2 separate regions of the Homo sapiens genome follow, and region 1 is linked to region 2. The links are chromatin loops, found by intact Hi-C in ENCODE. Cell type or tissue: sigmoid colon. All regions are shown on one strand. Each heading gives the region's core, and the rest is flanking DNA. Links, peaks and the distances in the headings are about the cores only. Region 1 overlaps NDUFV3 (NADH:ubiquinone oxidoreductase subunit V3). Region 2 holds the start of LOC124905024 (a long non-coding RNA gene).

Evidence for each region. Hi-C counts contacts between places; a loop is a spot of excess contacts. Peaks named below come from ENCODE experiments on the same cell type or tissue, not always from the same donor. Only the 100,000 strongest peaks of a DNase experiment are listed, where the experiment ranks them.
Region 1: it touches region 2 in a loop (1.8-fold over the local background); 29 of 110 quality-filtered maps call a loop at or near these places.

Annotation. Positions count from the first base shown.
Region 1 is chr21:42,908,288-42,919,774 of GRCh38, reverse strand. It overlaps NDUFV3 (NADH:ubiquinone oxidoreductase subunit V3), which reads right to left. Exons shown (of 4, transcript NM_021075.4): 4 at 6,476-10,911. The coding sequence ends at 10,754. ERVH48-1 (endogenous retrovirus group 48 member 1, envelope) reads left to right here. Exons shown (of 2, transcript NM_001308491.2): 2 at 484-2,972. The coding sequence starts at 769. The coding sequence ends at 1,251. Among named protein-coding and RNA genes, the nearest start is that of ERVH48-1, 12 kb to the left of the region's middle. RefSeq lists enhancers at 3,997-4,503, 4,504-5,011. In sigmoid colon, for the core only: no CTCF peak of the experiment used is centred there; no DNase peak of the experiment used is centred there.
Region 2 is chr21:42,959,073-42,970,559 of GRCh38, reverse strand. LOC124905024 (a long non-coding RNA gene) reads left to right here and starts at 5,041. Exons shown (of 2, transcript XR_007067883.1): 1 at 5,041-5,457; 2 at 5,746-5,922. RefSeq lists enhancers at 2,540-3,040, 10,146-10,995. In sigmoid colon, for the core only: no CTCF peak of the experiment used is centred there; no DNase peak of the experiment used is centred there.

The DNA.
Region 1 (11,487 bases), core at 1,540-9,539, 50 kb after region 2:
CAAACTCTCAACATGCATATAATTCCCTGTTTCAGACTCCCAACATCCATCCGGTCCGATAACGGGCCTGCCTTTATCAGCCAAATCACCCAAGGCGCCTCTACATCCTTGGGAATAAAATGGGTTCTCCACACACCCTACCGGCCTCAATCTTCAGGCTAAGTTGAAAAGGTCAACTCTGTCCTTAAAGCCCAACTCACCAAGCTCACTCTAGAAATCTGCCAGTCGTGTACGAGAAGTCTCCCTTTCGCCCTCATGAGACTCTGGCAACACCAAAGGCAGCCTTTTTTTATAGTCCCTTTGAGATCATGTATGGCCGAACTTTTGTCTTAGAGCCTCCACCCTTAACAGACTCTGAGCCACTCAGGAATTACCTCCCCTCCTTAATCCAGACACGGTCTTTCACTCGTGAAGCAGTGAGTGAGGCCATGCCTCTCCCTGCCGACACCTCCTTATCCTCTCAACATCATAACTGTCTTGCAGGCACAGACGTGTTTATCGGCCAAACTGACCCTCACAAAAAGCTACCACCGAAGTGGACAGGCCCCTACACTGTGATACTCAGCACACCAACTGCAGTGAGAGTCCGAGGACTCCCCAACTGGATCCATCGCACCAGGGTCAAGCTCACCCCCAAGGCAGCTTCTTCCTCCAAAACATTAACAGCTAAGTGTTTGTCTGGGCCAATTTCTCCTACCAAGTTTAAATTAACCAACATTTTTTTCTTAAAACCAAAACACAAGGAAGACTAACCACGTGCTTCCAGGAATGGCCTGTATCTACCCAACCACTTTCTATACCTCTCTTCCAACCAAAAGTCTTAATATGGGAATATCCCTCACCACGATCCTAATACTGTCAGTAGCTGTCCTGCTGTCCACAGCAGCCCCTCCGAGCTGCCGTGAGTGTTATCAGTCTTTGCACTACAGAGGGGAGATGCAACAATACTTTACTTACCATACTCATATAGAAAGATCCTGTTATGGAAACTTAATCGAGGAATGTGTTGAATCAGGAAAGAGTTATTATAAAGTAAAGAATCTAGGAGTATGTGGCAGTCGTAATGGGGCTATTTGCCCCAGAGGGAAGCAGTGGCTTTGCTTCACCAAAATTGGACAATGGGGAGTAAACACTCAGGTGCTTGAGGACATAAAGAGAGAACAGATTATAGCCAAAGCCAAAGCCTCAAAACCAACAACTCCCCCTGAAAATCGCCCGCGGCATTTCCATTCCTTTATACAAAAACTATAAGCAGATGCATCCCTTCCTAAGCCAGGAAAAAATCTGTTTGTAGATCTAGGAGAACCATTGTGCTTACCATGAATGTGTCCAATTGTTGGGTATGCGGGGGAGCTTTATGAGTGAACAGTGGCTGTGGGACGGGATAGACATTCCCCCTTACTTACAGGCATCCCAAAACCCCAGACTCACTTTCACTCCTCAGGAATGCCCGCAGTCCTGGACACTTACCAACCCAGTATGAGGGACGGTGTGCATATCCCGCAAGTGGACTGATAAAACCCATCGCGCCGTAGGTGAAAACCCGTCACCAAACCCTAACAGTCAATGCCTCCATAGCTGAGTGGTGGCCAAGGTTACCCCCTGGAGCCTGGTCTCCTTCTAACTTAAGCTACCTCAATTGTGTCTTGTCAAAAAAGGCCTGGTACTGTACGAACACCACTAACCCTTATGCCGCATACCTCCGCCTAAGTGTACTATGCGACAATCCTAGGAACACCAGCTGACAATGGACTGCCACTGACGGATTCCTGTGGATATGGGGAACCCAGGCTTACTCACAGCTACCTTATCACTGGCAAGGTACTTGCTTCCTAGGCACAATTCAACCTGGATTCTTTTTACTTCCGAAGCAGGCGGGCAACACCCTCAGAGTCCCTGTGTATGATAACCAGAGAAAAATGATCCTTGGAGGTAGGAGGGAGCCAAAGATTGTGAGAGGACGAGTGGCCTCTGCAACGGATCATTGAATACTATGGTCCTGCCACTTGGGCAGAGGATGGTTCATGGGGTTATCGCACTCCCATATATATGCCAAATAGAGCGATTAGACTACAAGCTGTTCTAGAGATAATCACTAACCAAACTGCCTCAGCCCTAGAAATGCTCGCGCAACAACAAAACCAAATGCGCGCGGCAATTTATCAAAACAGGCTGGCCCTAGACTACTTATTAGCAGAAGAGGGTGCGGGCTGTGGTAAGTTTAACATCTCCAATTGCTGTCTTAACATAGGCAATAATGGAGAAGAGGTTCTGGAAATCGCTTCAAACATCAGAAAAGTAGCCCGTGTACCAGTCCAAACCTGGGAGGGATGGGACCCAGCAAACCTTCTAGGAGGGTGGTTCTCTAATTTAGGAGGATTTAAAATGCTGGTGGGGACAGTCATTTTCATCACTGGGGTCCTCCTGTTTCTCCCCTGTGGTATCCCATTAAAACTCTTGTTGAAACTACAGTTAACCTCCTGACAATCCAGATGATGCTCCTGCTACAGCGGCACGATGGATACCAACCCGTCTCTCAAGAATACCCCAAAAATTAAGTTTTTCTTTTTCCAAGGTGCCCACGCCACCCCTATGTCACGCCTGAAGTAGTTATTGAGAAAGTCGTCCCTTTCCCCTTTTCTATAACCAAATAGACAGGAATGGAAGATTCTCCTCGGGGCCTGAAAGCTTGCGGGATGAATAACTCCTCCTCCTCAGGCCCAGTCCCAAGGTACAAACTTGCACCAGCAGCAAGATAGCAGAGGCAGGAAGAGAGCTGGCTGGAAGACACGTACCCCCTGAAGATCAAGAGGGAGGTCGCCCTGGTACTACATAGCAGTCACGTTAGGCTGGGACAATTCCTGTTTACAGAGGACTATAAAACCCCTGCCCCATCCTCACTTGGGGCTGATGCCATTTTAGGCCTCAGCCTGTCTGCATGCAGGCGCTCATTAAAACAGCATGTTGCTCCACACCGCCTCATGTTGTCTGTTGGCGCGCTCTCGGGGTTCCAACCAATGCAAGAGCCTTGCACTGATGACATGTCCCCAGGGTGGTTGGGCCACAGCTTGGTTTTATACATTTTAGGGAGATATGAGACACCAATCAATATATGTAAGAAGCACCTTGGTTCTTCTGGAAAGGTGGGACAACTTGAAGCAAAGGCAGGAACACTCCAAGCGGGGAGGGAGCTTGCTGGGCACAGAAAGGTGAGACACTGGAGGCTGCATTCTTTTGAGTTTCTGATCAGCCTTTCCAAAGGAGGCAATGAGATATGCATCTATCTCAGTGAGCAGAGGAGTGACTTTGAATAGAATGGGAGGCAGGTTTCCCTTAAGCAGTGTCCAGCTTGACTTTTCCTTAGTGATTTTGGGGCCCAAAATATTTTTCTTTCACATGGGCAACATGGGAGGATCACTTAAGCTCAGGAGCCAGAGGCTGCAGTGAGCAGAGGTCACACCACTGAGACGCTGTCTCAAGAAAACAAAACTAGGCTGGGCACGGTGGCTCATGCCTGTAATCCCAGTACTTTGGGAGGCTGAGGCAGATGGATCACAAGGTCAGGAGTTTGAGACCAGCCTGACCAACATAGTGAAACCCTGTCTCTACTAAGAATACAAAACACCCAGGGAGGCGGAGGTTGCAGTGAGCCGAGATCGAGCCACTGCGCTCCAACCTGTGCCACAGAGCGAGACTCTGTCTCAAAAAAAACAAACAAACTAAACCAAACCCACTTTTAGGCCTGGAGTAGTGGATCACGCTTGTAATCCCAGCACTTTGGGAGTCTGAGGCAGGCAGATTGCTTGAGTCCAGGAGTTCGAGAGCAGCCTGGGTAACATGGTGAAACCCCATCTCTACAAAAAATTTTTTAAAAAGCTGGGCATAGTGGTGCACGCCTGAAGTCCTAGCTACTCTGGAGGCTGAGGTGGGAGAATCGCCTGAACCCAGGAGGCGGAGCTTGCAATGAGACGAGATCGAGCCACTGCACTCCATCCTGGGTGACAGACTGAGACCCCTTCTCAAAAAAAGAAAAACAACAAAATATCACTGAGCTCCAGCCGGGACAGAGTGAGACCCCTTCTCAAAAAAACAAAAACAAAACAACAAAATGCCACTTGTAACTGCAGCTAATCACAGCATGGATATTCGGGGCCATTTGAGTCAGTGCTCCTGGCTTGCAGTCCATAAACTTGGCCCAGAGAATCTCCACTTGCACGAGTTTTGCTCCTGCTTCTGTTTTCTGTTTTTGAGACAGAGTCTCGCTCTGTTGCCCAGGCTGGAATGCAGTGATGTGATCTCGGCTCACTGCAAGCTCCACCTCCCAGGTTCATGCCATTCTCCTGCCTCAGCCTCCTGAGTAGCCGGGACTACAGGTATCTGCCACCATGCCCAGCTAATGTTTTCTATTTTTAGTAGAGACAGGGTTTCACCGTGTTAGCCAGGATGGCCTCGATCTCCTGACCTTGTGATCTGCCCGCCTCGGCCTACCGAAGTGCTGGGATTCCAGGCGTGAGCCACTGCGCCCGGCCTCCTAAAGTGCTGGAATGACAGGCGTGAGCCCCCGCGCCTGGCCACCCCTGCTTCTTCCTTTAGGTCAGCACCTGCTAGGTTTAAGACATTGTGGGCGGGGACAACAGAAGGGATATTTTCAACCTTTTTTGGTAAGAAGAGTTGTTTCTTTTTTCTTTTTTTCCTCTGCCCTATCTTATAATGCTAAAAGAGTTGCTTCTTTATTTTTATTTATTTATTTATTTTGAGACAGGGTCTCACTATGTTGCCCAGGCGGGTCTCGAACATCTGAGCTCGTGACCCTCCCATGTCAGCCTCCCAAAGTGCTGCGATTCCAGGCATGAGCCAATGTGCCTGGCCAAGAGTTGCTTTTTATTTTATTTTATTTATTTATTTAGAGATGGAGTCTTACTCTGTTGCCCAGGCTGGAGTACAGTGGCATGATCTTGGCTCACCGCAACCTCCGCCTCCCAGGTTCAAGCAATTCTCCTGCCGCAGTCTCCCAGGTAACTGAGATTATAGGCCAGCGCTATGATGCCTGGCTAATTTTTGGGTTTTTAGTAGAGATGGGGTTTCACCATGTTGGCCAGGCTGGTCTCGAACTTCTAACCGCAGGTGATCTGCCCACTTCGGCCTCCCACAGTGCTGGGATTACTGGTGTAAGCCACCACGTCCGGCCTCCAAGTTTCTATTTTACATTTCTCATCTCCATCCTGCCAAGTGTCTATTCCGCACAGTACTGACTCATTTGCTCTGAAGGATGAGCTGAGGAGTTCTCCTGGGCTACCTCCCAAGTTCCTATTTGTGTCCTCCAGGTTCTTGGTTTATCTTCTGTTTACTTGTTAGGGTTTATAACACTCTCATTCTGTCTTGTAATCTCCATAGTTGTTTAGCCTTAATTCACAGGCAAATAGGTTCTAAGGTCTCCCCCAGTACTACTGTGGCCTTCAATTCTTGATTTTTTTCTTTTTTTTTTTTTTGAGATGACTTTCGCTCTTGTTGCCCAGGCTGGAGTGCAAGGGCGTGGTCTTGGCTCACTGCAACTTCTGCCTCCCAGGTTCAAGCGATTTTACTGCCATAGCCTCCCAAGTAGCTGGGATTACAGGCGCCCGCCATCATGCCCAGCTAATTTTTGTATTTTTAGTAGAGACGAGGTTTCGCCATGTTGGCCAGGCTGGTCTGAAACTCCTGACCTCAGGTGATCCACCTGTCTCGGCTTCCCAAAGTGCTGGGATTACAAACATGAGCCACCGTGCCTGGCCCAATTTTTGAATTTTTAATGTTAGTTCATCTCTTGTTTGGCTGGATTTCACTGTCTAGTTTTCCTCCCACGAAGGGCTTGAGGAGGTGAGAGTCTCTGAATACAGGCAGTTGAAAGATGGCATATATGGGCCAGCACGGTGGCTCCTGCTGTAATCCCTGCACTTTGGGAGGCTGAGGGGGAGAGATAGCTTGAAGCCAGGAATTTGAGACCAGCCTGACCAAAATGGTGAAATCCTGACTCTAGTATAAACACAAAAATTAGCCAGGCGTGGTGCCGTTTCCTAAAGGATTGGCCTCAGCCACTTACTCAGCCTGAGGCTGCTCTGAGACTGCAGTGGAGAGCCAAGGGGCTGTGGCTTCCTCAAACCCAGATGCTGCTTCAGCCCCGGTGCCTCTCACACCCATCCGGAGGCCTTGAGGACTGCCCCGCAGGGCTCCCTCCACCAGTGCCCTGTGCTCCTGGCAAAATCCCTTTCGACATCCAGGTTAGGCATCATGTCCTTCAAAGCCTTCTCTGATGAATCCCCATCTTTGCCTCTCCCCAGACAGCTCCCCTGCCTCTGCCTTCTACGTCTGTTATCCGGCACATCGCCATGCATCTGTCTCTCAGCTGCCCCCTTTCCCAGGCCATACACTCAGAGAAGGCAGGCTGTCTCGATCACGTCTGAACCCGTGGCCGAGGCATAGTGCCTAGCATATAGTAGGCATTTCAAATAATGTTTATTACAGACAGGTCTCTAAGGGTGAAAATTACACTAGAAGGAACACTGTTTTAGCAGTTGTGAATTTTTTATATCCTATTGCTTCAGATCCGTTCTAGAATAAAGGCCAAGGTCAGGGGGAAAGGGAAGGAGGGTCAGGGAGAGAAGGTGGTAGAACCAAGGAAGCTGAGCACTTAAAACACCCACTTATTTAATTTAATTAATTAATTTATTTTTTGAGACGGAGTCTTGCTCTGTCGCCCAGGCTGGAGTGCAGTGGCACAATCTCGGCTCACTGCAAGCTCTGCCTCCCGGGTTCACATCATTCTCCTGTCTCAGCCTCCCGAGTAGCTGGGACTACAGGCGCCCACCACCACGCCCGGCTAATTTTTTTTTTGTTTTTTTTTTTTGAGACGGAGTCTTGCTCTTTCGCCCAGGCTGGAGTGCAGTGAGGCTATCTCGGTTCACTGCAAGCTCCGCCTCCTGGGTTCACGCCATTCTCCTGCCTCAGCCTCCCAAGTAGCTGGGACTACAGGCGCCCGCTACCATGCCCGGCTAATTTTTTGTATTTTTAATAGAGACGGGGTTTCACCGTGTTATCCAGGATGGTCTCGATCTCCTGACCTCGAGATCTGCCCACCTCAGCCTCCCAAAGTGCTGGGATTACAGGCGTGAGCCACCGCACCTGGCCAATTTTTTGTATTTTTAGTAGAGACAGGGTTTCACCGTGTTAGCCAGGACGGTCTCGATCTCCTGACCTCGTGATCTGCCCACCTCAGCCTCCCAAAGTGCTGGGATTACAGGCGTGAGGCACTGCGCCCGGCCTCCAACAGAACGTGGGAAATCACATAGACCCAAACAATGGCCCCTTGGGTGACCACTGTATTGCCACCAGATGGACTATCAAGAAATCATCTGCAGTGATAGCTACAAAATGCAGAGCTGTGCTTGGTGCTGGCTATTCGGTTTTAAGCCCTTCCAATGGGTGGAGGAGAGTAAACCAAAATCCCAGAAAGACTAGCCCAACAGGACTAGTTCTAAGGGAAGAACTTTATTTTTTTGAGACGGAGTTTTGCTGTTGTTGCCCAGGCTGTAGTGCGATGCTGCAATCTCCACTCACTGCAGCCTCTGCCTCCTGGGTTCAAGTGATTTTCCTGCCTCAGCCTCTTGAGTAGCTGGGATTACAGGCATGCACCAACACGCCCGGCTAATTTTGTAATTTTAGTAGAGAGGGGGTTTCACCATGTTAGTCAGGCTGGTCTCAAACTCCCAACCTCAGGTGATCCATCTGCCTCAGCCTTCCAAAGTGCAGGGATTACAGGCATGAGCCACCGCGCCCAGCCAGGAAAGAACTTTATACAAGTCTCATGCTTTATCTTAAAAATATATGCAAATCAAAATATATTCATGTTCATTTTAATATTAAGGGAATTTCCATTTCCAAAGCATCACCGCCCATCACAGTAGTTCCACGGATCCCAGCTTGAGAACTATTAAATGAAAAACCAAAAAATGCAAATAGCAGGATAGAAAAGTTGTAGGTACATTAAAATGGTTACACCTACCACCACCACTGGGGAATCCTGTAAGATGTTAATGGCTGGGAATGGGGGCTCACGCCTGCAATCCCAGAACTTTCTGGGGCCGAGGCAGGCAGATCTCTTGAACCCTGTCTCTACAAAAAATAGAAAAATTAGGCGGACATGGTGGCCAGTGCCTACAGTCCCAGCTACAAAGTGGGCTGAGATGGGAGGATTGCTTGGGCCTGGGAGGACGAGGCTGCAGTGAGCTGAGATCGCACCACTCCTCCGGGCAAGAGTGAGGCTGTCTCAAAAAAAAAAAAAAAAAAAAAAAAAAAAAAAGGGTGGGTTAGCATAGTGGATTTTAGGTAAGTTTACTATTTTCTTTTTGGTAATGTAGTTTTACCACTTTTATTATAAAAAATGTGTTTAGAAGAATCTGGCTGAGTTGCTAAGTCTCCCGTGTGGTAACACAATTTGAGGCAGATGACCACAATACTAGTTTTCAATTTTGATATTTAAAAAAAAAAATTTTTTTTTGAGATGCAGTCTCACGCTGTCACCCAGACTGAATGCAATGGCATGATCTCGGCTTACTGCAAACCCCGCCTCCCGGGTTCAAGCGATTCTCCTGCCTCAGCCTCTTGAATAGCTGGGATTACAGGCACGCACCACCACAGTTGGCTAATTTTTGTATTTTTAGTAGACACAGGGTTTCACCATGTTGGCCAGGCTGGTCTCAAACTCCTGACCTCAAGTGATCCATCCGCCTTGGCTTCCCAAAGTGCTGGGATTACAGGCGTAAGCCACCGTGCCCTGGCCCTCACCTACATTGGTTACTTTCTCTAAGTCAGACTGGGGGTCTGTCTCTGCAGAGTGCTGGGGGAGCGTGCTCCATGTGATGCACAGGAGCCCCCCACATTGCCCCCAAAGGTGTGACTTAAAGTTATCTATCACAAGGGATGGGAGGTTACTTGGCCAACCCAGAAACCCTAAATAGGTAAAATAGCTCATTGAGTGCCTGTGGCCAGCGGGGAGCAACTTCGTCCCTGCACCGCACAAAACTTCACCTCTTCCTACTCCGTCCCTGCACCGCACGAAACTTCACCTCTTCCTACTCCGTCCCTGCACCGCACGAAACTTCACCTCTTCCTACTCCGTCCCTGCACCGCACGAAACTTCACCTCTTCCTACTCCGTCCCTGTACTGCACGAAACTTCACCTCTTCCTACTCCGTCCCTGTACTGCACGAAACTTCACCTCTTCCTACTTCGTCCCTGTACTGCAAGAAACTTCACCTCTTCCGAATCTCACCAATGAAAATGTCCTCAAGTTTATATAAAATATCTAACAGAGGCAAACAAAACAATTCCCTTCCTTTTCTGATGGTAAAATACTGCAATACAATTTGTTTGCAATGCAGTAGTTAAAATTAGTAACATTCCTGTTCCTTTTTTTTGATTGAGTTTCACTCCTGTTGCCCAGGCTGGAGTACAATGGCACGATCTTGCTCACTGCAACCTCCGCCTCCCAGGTTCAAATGATTCTCCTGCCTCAGCTTCCTGAGTAGCTGGGATTACAGGTACCCACTAGCATGCCTGGCTGATTTTTGTATTTTTAGTAGAGATGGGGTTTCACTATGTTGGCCAGGCCGGTCTCAACTCCTGACCTCAGGTGCTCCACCCGCCTCGCCCTCCCAAAGCGCTGGGATTACAGGAATTATCCACTGCACCTGGCCAAAACTCCTGTTTCTAATGATCAAAAACCAGGGCTGTAGGATTAGAAGTCACTATTACTGGCTGGGTGCAGTGGCTCACGCCTATAATGCCAGCATTTTGGGAGGCTGAGGCAGGTAGATCATGAGGTCAGGAGTTTAAGACCAGCCTGGCCAAGATGGTGAAACCCCATCTCTACTAAAAATACAAAAAAAATTAGCCAGGCATGGTGGCGTGAGCCTGTAGTACCAGCTACTCAAGAGGCTAAGTAAGGCAGGAGAATCACTTGAACCCAGGAGGCGGAGGTTGCAGTGAGTTTAGATTGTGCCGCTGGACTCCAGCCTGGGAAACAGAGACTCCATCTCAAAAAAAATAAAAGAAGTCACTATTACATTATTGATACTCAGCTGATAATCAGTTTAATGCGAAATTGACTAGGCTGAGCACAGTAGAATCACACCGCTCTAAAGCACTTAAAATTCTCTAATTATATGGATTTGCCCAGTGATTCATAACCTTAGAGTTTAAGAAAAATTCCTTGCACATAGTAGATATTCCAAAATATATGTTGGATAATCAGTGTTACTGTTGCTAATTCACCACTCACTGTAAAAAGTGTGAAAGTGGCCGGGCGCAGTGGCTCACGCCTGTAATCCCAGCACTTTGGGAGGCGGAGGTGGGCAGACCATCTGAGGTCAGGAGTTCGAGACCAGCCTGGCCAACATGGTGAAACCCTGTCTCTACTAAAAATACAAAAGTTAGCTGGACCTGGTGGTGAGTACCTGTAATCCCACCTACTTGGGAGGCTGAGGTGGGAGAATCACTTGAACCCAGGAGGCGGAAGTTGCAGTGAGCCGAGAATGTGCCACTGCACTCCAGCCTGGGTGACAGAGTGAGACCCTGTCTCAAAAAAAAAAAAAAAAAAAAAAAGGTAAAAGTGAAACCGATTATGCACAGCGGGCCTTGTGACTCTTGAGTGGATTTTATTTTTGCACTCCAGGATGCAGTGAAGACGGTGGAAGGTTCATCTTCACACCGAGGGCCCTCAGTGTCGAGGTGACTCCCGGCCTGAGGAGGGCTGAGGCATCCTGAATTTTGAGAGTTCGAGGTTGAGGTCTAAGAAGGTGTACGTGCTGTAGTCATGATGCTGCAGGTTCTTGTAGGTAGTGTTGTCAAACGGCTCAGCAGGCACTGGGGCTGGCTCTGCGGAGGAAACACGATGCCCATGAGACCAACACAAGGACAGCTCTTTATGAATGACTCGGCTCACACACAGGCGCTTACCTACCAAGCATTCTTCATCATCCCTATCTGTGAACAGCTCTTTATGAATGACTTGGCTCACATACAGGCGCTTACCTACCAAGCATTCTTCATCAACCCTATCTGTGAACAGCTCTTTATGAATGACTCGGCTCACACACAGGTGCTTACCTACCAAGCATTCTTCATCAACCCTATCTGTGAACAGCTCTTTATGAATGACTCGGCTCACACACAGGCGCTTACCTACCAAGCATTCTTCATCAACCTATCTGTGAACAGTTCTTTATGAATGACTCGGCTCACACACAGGTGCTTACCTACCAAGCGTTCTTCATCAACCCTATCTGTGAGGAACAAATTGTCTAATTAAAAAAGAAAAGCCTACAAAAGCCACAGTAAAGAAAAAGAAAGATATTACTTGGAAGTTTATTCTAAAACATACAGCCTTCCAATTTAAGAAATGGAATAGTTATTACAATGCGTTTTTTTTTTTGAGATGGAGTCTCACTCTGT
Region 2 (11,487 bases), core at 1,923-9,922:
AAAAAAAAACAGGTACATTTTAATTCAAATAAGCAGCCATTCTATTTTCTTTACAACATGTTTTCTATAATATTTGTTAATTTTTTTTTTTTTGAGATGGAGTCTTGCTATATCACCCAGGCTGAAGTGCACTAGCATGATCTTGGCTCACTGCAGCCTCTGCCTGCTGGGTTCAAGCAATTCTTCTACCTCAGCCTCCCAAGTAGCTCAGATTACAGGTGCCCGCCACCATGCCCAGCTAATTTTTGTATTTTTAGTAGAGGCGGGATTTCACCTTGCTGACCAGGCTGGTCTCAAACTCTTGGCCTGGGCAACATGGTGAAACCCCGATTCTACTAAAAATACAAAAATTGCCAGGATCAGTGGCTCACGCCTGTAATCCCAGCACTTTGGAAGGCCGAAGCGGGTGAATCACGAGGTTAGCAGTTTGAGACCAGCCTGACCAACATGGTGAAACCCCTTCTCTACTAAAAATACAAAAAAATTAGATGGGCATGGTGGCAGGCGCCTGTAATCCCAGCTACTTGGGAGGCTGAGGCAGGAGAGTCACTTGAAATCAGAAGGTGGAGGTTGCAGTGAGCCGAGATTGCGCCACTGCGTTCTATTCTGGGCAACAAGAGCAAAACTCTGTCTCAAAAAAAAAAAAAAAAAATACAAAAATTAGCTGGGTGTGGTGGCAGGCGCCTGTAATCCCAGCTACTTGGGAGGCTGAGGTGTTGTGACCAAGCGAGTTATAGAGAAACGCCACACTTTGAGACAAATTAAAGAGTCCTTTATTAGCCGGCAACCAAGAGGCAGCTAACGCTCAAAATTCTCTCGGCCCCGAGGAAGGGGCTAGTTTTGTTTTTATACCATGGTCTAAATAGGGGAGGGGGATTTTAGCTGAAACAATTTTTACAGAAGCAGAACTGGCAAAAAATTAAAAAATTAATTGGTTACAAATGCAGTTAAAAAAATAAACAGTTCCAGGTGCAGGGGCTTAAACTATCACAAAGAGATAAATGCAGGGGTTTTGGGTGCCATCCACCGTGCTCATCCCCAGGAGCTGCTAGTGCGGCTTGCCTCACTATCTTATCAGTAGGTGCATTCCTGGACGTGCTTAGAGTCAGTTTACACTAGCTACGCCTTAAGGGAGGGAGGTGAAAGGGGGCTGCCAATGAAGAAACTAAAATGGAGTCTGTCTGGCTCTCTCTCTCCTAGGAGAGGGTCACTCAGGTTAAAACAAGGTAGGGTATCACAGAGGCATGAGAATTGCTTGAATCCAGGAGACAGAGATTGCAGTCAGCCGAGATCATGCCACTGCACTCCAGCCTGGGGTATAGAGCGAGACTCTGTCTCAAAAAAAGAAAAAGAAAGACATGACTAGACTGGGTGCAGTGGCTCATTCCTGCAATCCCAGCACTTCAGGAGGCGTGAGGCCAGGAGTTTGAGACTAGTGTGGGCAATATGGTGAGACCCCCCCACTGCCCCCTGCACACACCCATCCTGGTCTCTACAAAAGAAGAAAAAAATTTTTTTTTTTGTGACCGAGTCTTGCTCTGTCGCCCAGGCTGGAGTGCAGTGGCGCCATCTCGGCTCACTGCAAGCTCCGCATCCTGGGTTCACACCATTCTCCTGCCTCAGCCTCCCGAGTAGCTGGGACTACAGGCGCCCGCCACCGCGCCCGGCTAGTTTTTTGTATTTTGTTTAGTAGAGACGGGGTTTCACCGTGTTAGCCAGGATGGTCTCGATCTCCTGACCTCGTGATCCGCCCATCTCGGCCTCCCAAAGTGCTGGGATTACAGGCGTGAGCCACTGCACCCAGCCGCAAAAAAAAATTTGTAACTAGCAGGTGTCATGGTGCACACCAGTAGTCCCAGCTACTTGGAAGGCTTGAGAGCATGCCACTGCACTGAAGCCTGGGCAACAGAGTAAGACCCTGTCGCAAAAAAAAAAAAAAAAAAAAAAAAAGGAGAAATACGTGAGGCGTATGAAGAAGACCAACTCCATCTTGAATAGGAGCTGGGTGAAATGAGGCTGAAACCTACTGGGCTGCATTCCCAGACAGTTAAGGCATTCAAAGTCACAGGATGGTATAAGAGGTCAGGACAAGATACAATACAAGTCATAAAGACCTTGCTAATAAAACAGGTTGCAGTAGGCCGGGCACGATGGCTCACGCCTGTAATCCCAGCACTTTGGGAGGCCGAGGAGGGTGGATCATGAGGTCAGGAGTTCAAGACCAGCCTGGCCAAGATGGTGAAACTCCGTCTCTACTAAAAATACAAAAAATTAGCCGGGCGTGGTGGCACACGCCTGTAATCCCAGCACTCACTTGTGAGGCACAGGGAATAAAGGTAGCAGTAACCCAGATGGGGCACAGCACACACCAGAGCTACGGTACATGGGGGAGTATTTGAAAATGACACTGGAGGAACTTGAGTTGTTCTTAAAGGATGATTAGGATCTGAGAGGCTTCACTGAGAAAAATGAACGAGAAGCCACTGAAAACTAGGGCGCTGATTTCGGCTCGCTGTAGCCTCCGCTTCCTGGGTTCAAGCAATTCTCCTGACTCAGCCTCCTGAGTAGCTGGGATTACAGGTGCCCACCACCACGCCTAGCTAATTTTTGCATTTTTAGTAGAGACAGGGTTTTGCCATGTTAGCCAGGCTGGTCTTGAACTCCTGACTGACCTCAGGTGATCCACTCGCCTCGGCCTCCCAAAGTGCGGGGATTACAGGCCTGAGCCACCACGCCTGGCCCTCATCTGCTTTTGATTTTGCATAGAGTTCATTCTCACACACTGCTCCAATGTCTCATACATCTCATGCCAGGAACTGTTCAATATTTTTTTCTTTTTTGAAACAGAGTTTCCCTCTTGCTGTCCAGGCTGGAGTGCAATGGCGCGATCTTAGCTCACCACAACCTCCGCTTCCTGGGTTCAAGCGATTCTCCTGCCTCAGCCTCCCGAGTAGCTGGGAATACAAGCATGTGCCACCACACTCGGGTAATTTTGTATTTTTAGTTGAGATGGGATTTCTCCACGTTGGTCAGGCTGGTCTCGAACTCCTGACCTCAGGTGATCCACCCACCTCGGCCTCCCAAAGTGCTGGGATTATAGGCATAAGCCACTGCGCCCAGCTGGAACTATTCAAATATTGTATTAGTGTGCACTCTAATTAGTCTCCAAATCACTCAAGTTTATTAACTGATAAAAGCCAATTCTAGGGCTGGGCACAGTGGCTCACTCCTGTAATCCCAGCACTTTGGGAGGCTGAGGTGGGTGGATCACCTGAGGTCAGAAGTTCAAGACCAGCCTGGCCAACATGGTGAAACCCCATCTCTACTAAAAATACAAAAATTGGCCGGGTGCGGTGGCTCATGCCTGTAATTCCAACACTTTGGGAGGCTGAGGCAGACAGATCATGAGGTCAGGAGTGAAACCCCATGTTTGTAAAAATACAAAAATTAGCTGGGCGTGGTGGCACATGCCTGTAATCCCAGCTGCTCAGGAGGCTGAGGCAGGAGAATCATTTGAACCCGGGAGACGGAGGTTGCAGTAAGCCGAGATCACGCCACTGCACTCTAGCCTGGACAACAGAGTGAGACTCTGTCTCAAGAAAAACAAAAACAAAAAAATTAGCCAGACGTGTTGGCACACACCTGTAGTCCCAGCTACTCGGGAGGCTGAGGCAGGAGAATCACTTGAACCTGGGAGGTGGAGGTTGCAGTGAGCTGAGATCATGCCATTGCACTCCAGCCTGGACAACAAAGCAAGACTCCATCTCAAAAAAAAAAAAAAAAAATTAGCCAGGTATGGTAGCACGTGCCTGCATTCCCAGCTACTGGGGAGGCCAAGGCAGGAAAATTACTTGAACCTGGGAGGCGGAGGTTGCAGTGAGCCGAGATCTCACCATTGCACTCCAGCCTGGGTGACAGAGAGACACTCTATCTCAAAACAAAACAAAACAAAACAAAATTTAAAAAATAGCTGGGTGTGGTGGTGCATACCTGTGGTCCCAGCTACTTGGGAGGCTGAGATGGGAGGATTGCTTGAGCCCCGGGGGGCACAGGTTGTAGTGAGCGCAGATCACACCATTGCACTCCTGGTTAGGTGACAGACTAAAAAGCTGAGACCCTGTCTCAAAAAAAAAAAAAAAGCCCAGCGGGGCGCAGTGGCTCACACCTGTAATCCCAGCACTTTGGGAGGCCGAGACAGGCAGATCACAAGGTCAGGAGATCGAAACCATCCTGGCTAACACGGTGAAACCCCGTCTCTACTAAAAATACAAAAAAAAGAGAAAAAATTAGCTGGGCGTGGTGGCGGGCGCCTGTAGTCCCAGCTACTCGGGAGGCTGAGACAGGAGAATGGCGTGAACCTGGGAGGCAGAGCTTGCAGTGAGCCGAGATCGCGCCACTGCACTCCAGCCTGGGCGACAAAGCAAGACTCCGTCTCGGGGGGAAGAAAAGCCAATTCTTCAAAGCTATAATTTTCTTTTTTTTTTTGAAACAGGGTCTCACTCTGTCACCCAGAATGGAGTGCAGTGGCATGATCTCAGCTCACTGCAACCTCTGCCTCCCAAGCTCAAATGATTCTCCTGCCTCAGCCTCCCGAGTACCTGGGATTACAGGCATATGCCACTACCAATGGGCTAATTTTTGCATTTTTTGTAGAGATGGGGTTTCACCATGTTGACCAGGCTGGTCTTGAACTCCTGACCTCAAATAATCCACCTGCCTCAGCTTCCCAAACTGCTGGGATTACAGGCATGAGCCATCGAAACTGGCCTTCTTTTTAATTTTATTTTAATTGAAATTAGATTTTTTTTTCTTTTTTGAGACAGGGTCTCACTTTGTTGCCCAGACTGCAGTGCAGTGGCAGGATCTCTGCTCACTGCAGCCTCATCCTCCCTGCATTCAGGTGACCCTCCCACCTTAGCCTCAAGAGTAGCTGGGACTGCAGATGTGTGCCACCATGCCCAGCTAATTTTTGTATTTTTTTGTAGAGACACGATTTCATCATGTTGCCCAGGTTGGTCTTGAACTCCTGGGTTCAGGGGATCCTCCTACCTTGGCCTCCCAAAATGTAGGGATTACAGGCATGAGCCACTGCGCCCAGCCCAAATATGTAATTTCTCAATGAGGTCAATGAACAGTTGAAACATGATTAACTGGTTGGGCTCCATGGCTCACACTTGTAGTCCTAGCACTTCGGGAGGCCAAGGCAGGAGGACTGCTTGAGGCCAGGAGTTTGGGACCAGCCTGGACAACATAGTAAGACCCGTCTCTACAAAAATAAAAAAATTCCACACACAAAAACTACAGCAACAATAGAGAAATATGATGAGCCCCAGCTCAACAGGGCAAGTCAGCAATGGAAGAGACCAAAGCCTTGGGGAGCCTGGATGGAGACAGCAAGAGAAGGCTCCGGGTCCCTGATGGACAACGGCTGCACCTGAGCCAGGTGTGCTCAGACAGGTGAGGAAGCTCGATGAGCAGGAACTCCAATACGGTGGGGTGTACGGGTGGCACTGGATATGGGGTTACCTGCCCTGGGACAAGATGATACTTCCTGAGCTTTGGGACCTGGGCTGGTTAATTTTATGTGTCAATGTGGCTAGGCTATGGTGCCTGGCTCAGTGGTCACAGAGCACCCTGGATGTGTCTGTGAAGATGTTTTTAGATGGGATTAACATTTTCCTAAGTAGATTTCAGTGAAGCACGTTACCCTCCATAATGTGCGTGGGCCTCATGCATCCATTTAAGGCCTTCAGAGAAAAGACTGAGGTTCCCTAAGAAGGAAGGAATTCTGCCTCCACACTGCCTTTGAATTGGGACTCACGCCGCACCGCCAGCAGCATCTCTTGCTAGAATTTCCAGACTGCCCTGCAAATTTCAGACTTGCCAGTCTCGATTCTTAAAATAAATCTCTCCCTCTCTCACTATCCGTCTATGTACATCTATCTCCATCCTATCGGTTCTGTTTCTCTGGAGAACCCTGACTAATGCAGGATGCATTCCTGTCTCTGGACCCTCACAATGGCATATGCTTTAGTGACATTTACCCACACATGGCACCGTTGCCTGCTTTCCCACTGTGGACACCAAGGCCGCAGTAGGACAATCCTGGAAGGCCCATGGTCCCAGTGACCGCTCACCATTGGCCCTTCCTGGCGGGACTGTGCAGCTAAAATCAGGCACAGAGAAGGGGCCTCCTAGTCCCCGCAGTCCTGCTTCCTACCTGCCCACAGCAGTGCTATGTGGACAGGTTGCTTTCCTGCCTGCACAGGCCCCCCGGGCCTGGACCCTCACTGGAGGGAATGTGCCCCCTCTCAGCTTGGATGAGGAGTGGGGTAGGGGAGAGAAGAGGGAGGGACGGGAGGGATGGTGGGCCCCTCTCCAGGCTACAGAGGAATGCCCAGAGGCAAGGGAGGCGAGCTGGCACGCTGCCTTCTGTGCCCAGGCAGTGCACAGTTAGCACGAAAAGGAGCATCAAGCTGAAAAAACGCCTTTCTCTTCTTGCCCCTCATTCTTGGCTGTTTTCCTAATTGTGCTGAAATGAACGTTTACCATCTCGTGAGATATTTGAGAACACAGTTACTGTTCCTTTTTTTTTTCTTTCTTTCTTTTCTTTTTTTTTTTTTTTTTTTTTTTTGAGACGGAGTCTCCCTCTGTCACCCAGGTTGGAGTGCAGGGGCATGATCTCAGCTCACTGCAACCTCCGCCTCCCAGGTTCAAGCGATTCTCCTGTCTCAGCCTCCTAAGTAGCTGGGATTACAGGCACATGCCACCACACCCAGATAATTTTGGTATTTTTAGTAGAGATAGGGTTTCACCATGTTGCTTAGGCTGGTCTCAAACTCCTGACCTCAGGTGATCCACCAGCCTTGGCCTACCAAAGTGCTGGGACTACACGAGTGATCCACCACGCCTGGCCCTTTCCTTTCTATTTTTAAAAGAGATGGGTTTTGCCATGTTGCCCAGGCTGGTCTCCAACTCCTGAGCTCAGGCAATCTGCCTGCCTCAGCCTCCCAGAGTGCTCGGATTACAGGTATGTGCCACTGTGTCCAGCCAACACAGTTGCTGTTTCTACTACATATTTTCTTTTCTGTCTTTCTTTTTTTTTTTTTTAAGATGGAGTTTTGATCTTGTCACCCAGGGTGGAGTGCAATGTCCTGATCTCTGCTCACTGCAACCTCCATCTCCCAGGTTCCAGCTATTCTCCTGCCTTAGCATCCTGAAGAGCTAGGATTACAGGCATGCACCATCACAGCCAGCTAATTTTTGTATTTTTAGTAGAGATGGGGTTTCACCATGTTGGCCAGGATGGTCTTGAACTCCTGACCTCAGGTGATCCACCCACTGTGGCCTCCCAAAGTGCTGGGATTACAGGCGTGAGCCACCACGCCCGGCCACAACGTATTTTCATTGAGGATAGAAAGAAGCTTGCGGGGCCAATTTTTACACAAAAATTAGCTGGGCATGGCGATGGGCACCAGCTACTCTGGAGGCTGAGGCAGAGAATTGCTTGAAACTGGGAGGCGGATTTTGCAGTGAGCCAAGATCACACCACTGCACTCCAGCCTGGGCGACAGAGCAAGATTCCGTCGAAGAGAAGGGAAGGGAAGGGAAGGGAGGGGAGGGGAGGGGAGGGGAGGGGAGGGGAGGGGAGGGGAGGGGAGGGGAGGGGAGGGGAGGGGAGGGGAAGGGAAGGGAAGGGAGAAAAGAAAAGAAAAGAAAAAAGAAAGAGAAGCTTGTGGGCTTGGTCTGGACAGGGTGCCTCCCTTGGTGGCCGTGTCAGCTGCCTCTCTTGCTTCCTGCATGTGTGACTGGATACATATACTAGGATACTGGATACATATACCCTTCTTACATATACTAGGAATACTGTCCCTACCTCCACATATCCTAGCATCTACAAGTAAGTGCACTTTTGTGTATGTGCAATTATCAGTCAGGATCAGTGGAAAGATTAAGGAACAGAATGCATTCATGGAATTCTAGAGATGGGAGAAATCTCTCCAGCTCCTTTTACATGGGAGAAAACCACTGGGCGTGTTCAAGACAGGCTCCAGGCCCAGGTCTTCATCCCGCCAGAGCTCTTCTCTTTTAACTGTGTAGGGGAAGGAAAATTGCTCATTTTATTCTACCCTTCCAGGTTCTCACTGGGGACCCTGCTACAAAAGACAAATTAACAGGGGAAAGATGGATGTTTATTAGCATGTATCTCTCAGGGATAATGGAGAAACTCAGGGATGAGTAAATTTAAAGAGGTGACATAGAATTTGGGCTTCTATCCCAGCCCTTTTGAAACCACCTTTGCAAAAATTATAAGTGAGGCAATCATTACAGTGAAAGACATCTGGCCTAACTAAGTCCATCTTGCTTCTAACCTCCAAGCTGTCCTTGTTTGTTCCTGGGTGGAGGCCGAACTAACTCTGGGAGGAACTTAGTTTATGGTTTAGCTTTGAAACAAAGACGATAGAGCCCTTTCCCTAAACACATCCCCTTCCTACCTGGGGACTAGATTGCCTTTGCAGGACTAACAAATTAGCCACAAAATTAGAAATTATTGTTTAGGAGTCTTGCAGCTGGAGGCTGCAAAATTGCTCCTAGGGATCACATCACTACTGTCAAACCTCAGATCAGCGCTTGAGATATTTTGCAGACCCTGCACTCGATGGATCAGCTGACACCACTCCTACCGATAAACTGGCTCATGGGGTCTTCTGACCCCCTCCCAGGAACCAAGTCAGCCCAAGAGGACAGCCTCAACTTCCTGTAATTTCATCTCCGACCTGACAAATCAGCACTCCTGACCCAACGGCTCCCTACCCACCAAATTATCCTTAAAAACTCTGGGCCAGGCACAGTGGCTCACGCCTGTAATCCCAGCACTTTGGGAGGCCGAGGCGGGCAGATCACGAGGTCAGGAGATGGAGACCGTTCTGGCTAACACGGTGAAACCCCGTCTCTACTAAAAATACAAAAAATGAGCCGGGCATAGTGGTGGGCGTCTGTAGTCCCAGCCACTTTGGAGGCTGAGGCAGGAGAATGGTGTGAACCCAGGAGGCGGAGTTTGCAGTGAGCCAAGATCATGCCACTGCACTCCAGCCTGGGTGACAAAGCAAGACTCCATCTCAAAAAAAGAAAAAACAAAACAAAAACTCTGATCCCCAGTCGGGCACGGTGGCTCATGCCTGTAATCCCAACACTTTGGGAGGCTGAGGCATGTAGATCACTTGAGGTCAGGAGTTCAAGACTAGCCTGGCCAACATGGTGAAACCCCGTCTCAACTAAAAATACAAAAATTATCAGCCTGCCCAATATGGCGAAACCTCGTCTCTACTAAAATAAAAAAATTAGCTGGGCATGGTGGTTGGTGCCTGTAATCCCAACTACTCGGGAGGCTGAGGCAGGAGGATCACTTGAAGCTGGGAGGTGGAGGTTGCAGTGAGCCGAGATCACGCCATTGCACTACAGCCTGGGGGACAGAGCAACACTCCATCTCAAAAAAAAAAAAAAAAGGCCAGGCGCAGTGGCTCATGCCTGTAATCCCAGCACTTTGGGAGGCCGAGGTGGGTGGATCACCTGAAGTCAGGAACTCAAGACCAGCCTGGCCAACATGGCGAAACCCCGTCTCTACAAAAATACAAAAATTAGCCAGGCATGGTGATGGTGTGCCTGTATCCCAGCTACTTAGGAGGCTGAGGCGGGAGAATTGCTTGAACCCAGGAGGCAGAGGTTGCCGAGATCGAACCATTGCACTCCAGCCTGGGTGACAGAGTGAAACTCTGTCCCAAACAAACAAACAAACAAACAAAAAACACCTCTGATCCCGAAATTCTTGGGTAATTTTGAGTAATCCGAGTAATAATAAAACTCTGGTCTCCCACATAGCTGGCCCTGGTAAATTGCTCTTTCTCTATTTCAGTTCCCCTGTGTTGATAAATCAGCTGTCTAGACAGCAGGCAAGGTGAACTCGTTGGGTGGTTATATTTTGGGAGGCTGAGGCAAGTGGATCGCTTGAGCTGAGGAGTTCCAGACCAGCCTGGGCAACATGGCAAAACTCCATCTCTATAAAACATACAAAAAGAAAGTTAGTGGGGCGTGGTGGTGCACACCTGTAGTCTGAGCTACTAGGGAGGCTGAGGTAGGAGGATTGCTTGAGCCTGGGAGGCCGCAGTGAGCTGTGTTCGCGTCACTGCACTCCAACCTGGGCGACAAAGTGAGACCCTGTCTTAAAAAAAGAATTTTGAGGCTGGTCGTGGTGGCTCATGCCTATAATCCCAGTACTTCAGGAGGCCGAGGTGGGTGGATCACCTGAGGTCAGGAGTTCGAGACCAGCCTGGCCAACATGGTGAAACCCCGTCTCTACTAAAAATACAAAAATTAACCAGGCGTGGTGGCACATGCCTGTAATCCCAGCTTCTCGAGAGGCTGAGGCGGGAGAATTGCTTGAACCTGGGAGGTGGTGGTTGTGATGAGCCAAGATCACACCACTGCACTCCAGCCTGGTAACAGAGACAAGACAATGTCTCAAAAGGAAAAAAAAAAAAAAGAATTTGGGCTTAAATACCATCTTCTGCTAAAACAAAAGAAGAAGATGAGGAGGCAGGGTACGGGAAAGTGACCCTCAGGAGAGGAGTGGAGTCAACAAGGGCAGGGTTTGTTATGCGGATGATGTCTCTTGTGATTTAGAATCCTCCTCCTCCTGATATGAAGAGGAAGATGCCGGGACCAATGGAGATTCCTTTATAAATGTAGATTTCCCTTACAAAAGGGTAATTTATACACTGTATCCAGGACTCCTGTGTCTGCTGGCTGTCAAAATAATCAGCTCAAAATAATTCTATGCCGGGCCAGGCGTGATGGCTCACGCCTGTAATCCCAGCACTTTGGGAGGCCGAGGCAGGTGGATCACCTGAGATCAGGAGTTCGAGACCAGCCTGATCAACATGGAGAGACCCTGTCTCTACTAAAAATACAAAATAGCCGGGCGTGGTGGTGCGTGCCTGTAATCCCAGCTACTTGGGAGGCTGAGACAGGAGAATCGCTTGGACCCAGGAGGCGGAGATTGCGGTGAGCCAAGATCACGCCATTGCACTCTAGCCTGGGCATACAGAGCAAGACTCCATCTCATAAAAAATAAGAATAATAATAATAATAATAATAATTCTATGCCAAGAGGCACATTTGGAGTGGCATATTCTGGTCGGCTACAGAGGGGTGTACCCTTGCACTACTTTCGGTATGACAGGACCACAAAGTCTCGCCTGATAAAGATCTTTACAGGCTTAACAGCTTGATGGAAATAACACCATTAGCTCAGCTTTTGCTGCTGTGACCTTAACAGGTCGGTTGCCTGATGCACAAGTCCAAACACCGATGGAGGGTTCCAGCAGAGAGAGAGAGGTGTCGTCCTAATGCTGCGGAATGCCTAGAGGAGAGGACACCTCAAAGCAGCTTCCCTCAGGAGTCTGGGGCTGGGGATCTTAAGAGGTTTGA